Regions from separate parts of the Homo sapiens genome. Here region 2 is linked to region 1. Evidence: chromatin contacts called from ENCODE Hi-C data. All regions are on one chromosome and are shown on one strand. The core of a region is the stretch at or near the end of the contact, and the rest is flanking DNA. Distances in the headings are between cores, read along the strand shown. Region 1 overlaps EVI5 (ecotropic viral integration site 5). Region 2 overlaps LOC124904219 (a long non-coding RNA gene).

Region 1 (3,236 bases), core at 590-3,089:
ATACAATTTACAAAGAATAAAGCATAAAAATGCAGTATAGTTAATAAGAAAACAGGAAACTGTCATGTTCATAGTCTGATGAAAGGTTTTGACAGGAAACAGCAGAGTTTCTTACTGTATGATAGTAAAAATTCAAACACTAAAAAAACACTATTTATAAAAGATTACAGCTATTCCACGCAAGTTATCATTGAAATTCTACAGCAGGGATAACCTGTAAAGATGAATATTCTGAAGCCCCAAAGGACTTCATCATCATTAAGGATACATAAGTATTTTTAAATTTTTCATTAGTCTACTTTATTGGCTAAACCAGTAGATATTAAGACAGAAATTTCTTTTGTGAAATAGAGAAGTGTCATGGTTTTAGAGTTTTGTAGTCTTTAAATGTAGGTTCTTTATAAGTGATAAAGAAATCTGTGCCGAGAAAATATGATCACCTGGGCAAGTGTCTGTGTGGCTAGAGGAGACAATGTGCTGTGTGTCTGCTTTCTTTTAGCACATCATAGGACACTGGTAACTTAAAAAATTACAGTTGATTTTTTTTTACACTTGGTTTTAAAGAGACGTAACAAGTTATCCTTCAATTTTAACATTGGGGTAATGGAATTAATAATACAATCTTATAATTATATAATGCTTTACAGTTAAAAGTGCTTTCATGCATATTATTTCAACTTAAAAAAAATTTCCCCTGTGTGTGACTGGAGGTTGCACTGTGCAGACAACTACCACTTTCTGAGATTCAAAAGAATAAGAGGAAGGGCTGCATTGGGTATTTTGAAAGACAATCAATCCACAACAAAGTGGAAAAAAGTCATCCACACACCAAAAAAAACCCCTAACCAAATGAACTTTGATCACTACTAGACAGGGTTTAAACCATTGAAGTGAATCATGTGACACCAAGTGAACTGCAAAACAGTTGCAGTAAGTTTCCAAGACTGAGTCATATCAGATTATAAAAGCTCCTATTCGTACATTTGAGTTTGTATAATTAATCTTTATAAAACAAAGAGCTATAGCTTTTTGAGCTAAATGTAGCATTTCTGTAAGTGATATGTAATATATACAATTTTAAATAACAATGTATTTTACTTTTCATGGAAAGATCTAATAATCACATAGTTTGTATTTCTAAGTTCTAGAGGCTTTACTTTTTTTTCCATCCTCAGAGTTTGGTCAGTAATTTTGTTGGATTCCTTATAGAATACCTTTAATAGTTTTCTGTTTTCAAAATCTAAAATAAATGTAATGGGAGATGATATGCAAAATTTATTCTCAATTATCAGCTTCTTTAAACACTGAATTGTAAACATGACAAAGGTTAGACTAGTAATAACCACACAAACAAAATGATTTCCAGAGAATCAGAACAGGAAATCAGTAAAAGTGATCGACTGGAGGTCATGATTTCTTCATTACTTTATTACACAGACAAGAGCCAAAATTCTAATCTACAGTACTTAAAAAAAAAAAACTAAAAAAAATTCAAGAATTTTATTGAAATAATACTAGGTACATAATGCTGAAAATGTTTTTGGTTTTAAGCTAAGTAAATCATAAAAAATATAAAATTTAGAATGAAAAAATTGTAGATTTCATGTAAAACTGTATATAATGCAATAGTTAAAGCTGACGTTTTTAGAAGGAAAAAACATGCACCCACATTAATAAGTAAAAAAGGTAGAAAGGAAAGGAAAGTTTGGAATAGAAGAAACTTACAACTGCACACTTTTTACCTGAGAAGAAGAGAGGGGGAGTCATTTACAGAGAATTCTTAGTCTTTCTACAGTGCATACTTAGATGTATTCAGTATTGTGGGCAAACAAAATGAAACTGCCACTGAATGTCTTCTTCCTGGCAGCTGACACATCTTGATAAAATTGAAACCATTAACATTATTTAGAAGGTACTCTAAGGTCAACGCTGATGAGGCTACGAATATGTGAGGTTCTATGTAAATTTATGACCAATTACAGGAAATAAATCACTTCACACTTGTTTCACTCTGAACTTTTAAAGCTACATCAAAGTACCATGTAGATTTCCTTTGATTTAACCTTCAGCAAAATGAAGCATTTAAAAATTCAAACCTTTAGCAAAACACCCTCATGAAAATGAAGTACTTCTTTTCTATTTGGATTGGATTCTGTTCAGAGGAAATTCTTGTTCTCTAAAGCTATATCATGTGTTTTTTCAGTCCATCAATCAATTAACCAAATATGCACCTAGTGTTTAGGTGACAAGTGTTGTGATGCTGGAAAGGCAAAGACAAATGACAAGGCTCCTGCCCTCAGTTAAAAATCTGAAGGGCAAGACAAAAAAACTAAACAGCTGATTCCAAGGTGGCACACTGTTAAGTAAACCCACAGGAGAAGCAATACACTGGCTAGAAGGGAGAATTCTTAGGGAAGGAGGAAGATGATGATGTTCGAGTTGGGTCTGTAAGGATGAGCAGAGGTGGAGGGAGGAGAAATCAGGCACAGGTGGCATGGGGAAAAGCCTAAGGCCAGAGAATGTATTATGTGTTAGGAAACTGCAAGTGGTTTGGTGTGGCTGGATATAGGTCTCAAAATGAGAGGTGAGAGATGAAACTTGAAAGAAAGCTGGGGCTAAACTATGAAGAATCTTATGCCATGTTAAAGAATTAGAACTTATCACGAAGGTTATGGGTGAGTCACTGAGGCAGTGGAGTAGTGTCATTAGATTTTATCTAATCCTTTATAATATCACACTGTGACTACATAAGTATTTTGTGGTATAGCTGGAACAATAAGAGCACTTATTTAGCCCTTACTATGTCCCAGGCTCTGTTTTAAGTGCTTTTCCAGCATTAATTTACTTAATTCCCCCAATATCTCCCACAAGATAATTGAGGGATGGAGGAAAACTTTTTTTTAGGTGTCAAATCACTCAAGAAATCTGAAAAAATCTTGAACCCGGCCGGGCGCAGTGGCTCACGCCTATAATCCCAACACTTTGGGAGGCCGAGGCGGGCGGATCACGAGGTCAGGAGATGGAGACCATCCTGGCTAACACTGGTGAAACCCCGTCTCTACTAAAAATATAAAAAATTAGCCGGGTGTAGTGGCGGGCGCCTGTAGTCCCAGCTACTTGGGAGGGTGAGGCTGGAGGATGGCGGGAACCCGGGAGGCGGAACTAGTAGTGAGACGAGATCATGCCACTGTGCTGCAGCCTGGGCGACAGAGCTAGACTCCATCTCAAAAAAAAAA
Region 2 (3,319 bases), core at 283-2,782, 440 kb after region 1:
GAAGTGCTCCAATCAACATTTCCTTTGAGAATGACCTGTAAGCTTCATGTCAATGCGCAAAAACATTTCAGATTTTGGAGCATTTTAGATTTCAGATTTTTAGATTATGGAAGCTCAACCTATATTAGAAAATTTTTCTCTACAAACATGGTACCAATTTTTATTCTCGCAATAGTATATTACAATATATGTATCCTCCTTTTGTTTTTTGTTTTTGTTTTTGTTTTGAGTCGAGGCCTTACTCTATCACCCAGGCTGGAATGCAGTGGCCCTATCACAACTCACTGCAGCCTCAACCTACTGGGCTCAAGTGATCTTCCTGCCTTAGCCCTTCGGGCAACTGGGACTACAGGCATGTGTCACCACTCCTGGCTGTTTTATATTTTTTTGTAGAGATGGGGTTTCACCATGTTGCCCAGGCTAGTCTCGAACTCCCGGGCTCAAGCTATCTGCCCACCTTGGCCTCGCTAAGTGCCAGGATAACAGGCGTGAACCACCACACCCAGCCAGCCTCCTTTTGTTTTAATAATTATTTTCCTAATTAGAACTCAGAGTGTGAATCTTTTTTATATGTGCACTATTTATTATTTCTTCTCATGTGATTTGCTGTGAATGTAGTGTTAATTCTTTAGTTAAATTGGCCCTGTAAGATGCTGCTCAAGGACCAAAACTAGCCCCTAAGTTTTCTCTTTTATTGACAACTGGGGACATATTAGGCACAGGCATGCTTTGTTTTATTGCACTTTGCAGATACTGTGATTTTTACAAGTTGAAGGTTTGTGGCAACTCTGTGTTGAGCAAGTCTGCCAGCACAATGCTTCTAACAGCATGTGCTCACTTTGTGTCTCTGTCACATTTTGGTAATTCAGGCAATATTTCAAGCTTTTTCATTATTATTATATCTGTTACGGTGACCAGTGATCTTTTACAGTGCTATTGTTATTGTTTTGGGACACCATGAACCGTACCCATATAAGACAGAGACCTTCATCCAAAAATGTTATGTGTGGTCTGACTGTTCCACTGACTGGCCACTCCCCTGTCTGTCTCTCTCTCTTAGGGCCTCTCTATTCCCTGAGGCACAACAATATTGGAATTAGGTGAATTAATAACTCTAGAATGACCTATAAGTGTTCAAGTGAAAGGAAGAGTCACAGGTCTTTCACTTTAAATCAAAAGCTAGAAATGATTAAGCTTAGTGAGGAAGTAATGTCAAAGGCTGAGATAGGCTGTAAGCTCGGCCTCTTGCACAAACAGTTAGCCAAGTTGTAAACGCAAAGGAAAAGTTCTTGAAGGAAGTTAAAAGTGCTACTCCAGTGAACACATGAATGGTAAGAAAGTAGAACAGTCTTATTGCTGATATGGAGAAAACTCTAGTGATCTGGATGGAAGATTAAATCAGCTAAAGCCTAATCCAGAGCAAGGTTCTAACTCTCTTCCATTCTATGAAGGGTGAGAGAGATGAGAAAGCTCCAGAAGAAAAGTTAACAGAGGTTAGTTCATGAGGTTTGTGAGGTTTAAAGATGCCACCTCCATCATGTAAAAGCACAAGGTGGAGCCGTAACCACTGACGTAGAAGCTGAGCAAGTTATCTAGAAGATCTAGCAAAGATCTAAGACTACACTAAACAACAGATTTTCTTTTCTTTTCTTTTTTTTTGAGACGGAGTTTCACTCTTGTTGCCCAGGCTGGAGTGCAGTGGCGCAATCTCAGTTCACTCCAACCTCCACCTCCCAGGTTCAAGTGATCCTTTCACCTTAGCCTCCTGAGTAGCTGGAATTACAGGCTTGAGCCACCACACCCAGCTAATTTTTGTATTTTTCATAGAGACAGGGTTTCGCCATGTTGCCCAGGCAGGTCTTGAACTCCGGGCCTCAAGTGATCCGCCCACCTCAGTCTCCCAAAGTGCTGGGATTAGCGGCATGACCCACGGTGCCCAGCCCAAATTTTCTTTTCTCTTCTTTCTTTCTTTTTTCTTTTTCTTTTCTTTTCTTTTCTTTCTTTCTTTTTTTTTTTTTTTTTTTGAGACAGAGTCTCCCTCTCTCGCCCAGGCTGGAGTACAGTGGTGCAATTATGGCTTACGGCAGCCTCAACTTCCTGGGCTCAGGTGATCCTCCCATCTCAGCCTCATAAGTAACCGGGATTATAGGCCCGTGCCATTATGCTTGGCTAATTTTTGCATTTTTTTGTAGAGACAGGGTTTCGCCATGTTGCCCAGGCTGGTCTTAAACAACTGGACTCGAGCAATCTGTCGGCCTTGGCCTCCCAAAGTTCTGAGATTACAGGCGTGAACCACCACGGCTGGCCAACAACAGATTATCAGGGTAGGCAGAACAGTCTTACATTGGGAAAGATGTCACCTAGGACTTTAATAGATAGAGAGAAGTCAATGCCTGACTTCAAATCTTCAAAAAACAGGCTGACTGTCTTGTTAGGGGCTAATGCAGCTGGTGACTTTAAGTTGAAGCCAATGCTTATCTACCAGCCTGAAAATTCTAGGGCAATTAAGAATTATGCCAAATCTACTCTATCTGTGCCCTGTAAATGGAACAACAAAACCTGGATGACAGCACATACGATTACAACCTAGTTTACTAAATATTTTAAGCCCACTGTTGAGACCTACTGCTAAGAAAAAAATATTATTTTAAAAATATTACTGCTCTTGACAATGCACCTGGTCTCCCAAGACTTCTGATGAAGATGTACAAGGAGATGAATGTTTTCATGCCTGCTTACAACATTCATTCTGCAGCCCATGGATCAAGAAGTAACTTGGGGCCGGGTGCAGTGGCTCACTCCTGTAATCCCAGCACTTTGGAAAGCCAAGGCAGGCAGATTACTTGAGCCCGGGAGCTCAAGACCAGCCTGGGCAACATGGCAAAAAGCTATCTCTACAAAAAATACAAAAATTAGCCAGAAGTGGTGGTGTGCACCTGTAGTCCCAGCTGCCAGGGAGGCTGAGGATCACCTGAGCCTGGGAGGTCAAGGCTGAGCTGAGATCATACCACTGCACTCCAGCCTGAGTGACAGAGTGAGACACCGTCTCAAAAAAAAAAAAAAAAGTAATTTTGATTTACTTCAAAATTTTCAGTCTTATTTAAGAAATACATTTCTTAAGGCAATAGCTGCCGTAGATGGTGATTCCTCTGACAGATTTGGACAAGTAAATAGAAAACCTTCTGGAAGGGATTCACCATTCTAGATGCCATTAGGAACATTCATAAGTCAGATCCGGTGGCATGCACCTAGCTACTCAGGAGGCTAAAGCAGGAGGATTAGTTTAAGCCAGGAGTTCAAGGCTGCAGTGTGCCATGAT

Evidence for each region. Hi-C counts contacts between places; a loop is a spot of excess contacts on that map. Pooled maps may share reads with other maps.
Region 2: a pooled map shows a loop between it and region 1 (5-fold over the local background). The contact joins two enhancer-like sites. A Hi-C loop is called at or near these places in 6 of 37 single-sample maps with no recorded cell type and 11 of 50 pooled maps.

The regions. Positions count from the first base shown.
Region 1 is chr1:92,536,317-92,539,552 of GRCh38, forward strand. The region is part of intron 19 of EVI5 (ecotropic viral integration site 5); the gene reads right to left. Among named protein-coding and RNA genes, the nearest start is that of GFI1, 51 kb to the left of the region's middle. Within about 2 kb of position 1,840, at least 5 of the 41 ENCODE cell types and tissues checked have a DNase peak (open chromatin) inside an H3K27ac peak, as active enhancers do.
Region 2 is chr1:92,979,884-92,983,202 of GRCh38, forward strand. All of the region lies in intron 1 of LOC124904219 (a long non-coding RNA gene), which reads left to right. Among named protein-coding and RNA genes, the nearest start is that of DIPK1A, 20 kb to the left of the region's middle. Within about 2 kb of position 1,533, at least 5 of the 41 ENCODE cell types and tissues checked have a DNase peak (open chromatin) inside an H3K27ac peak, as active enhancers do.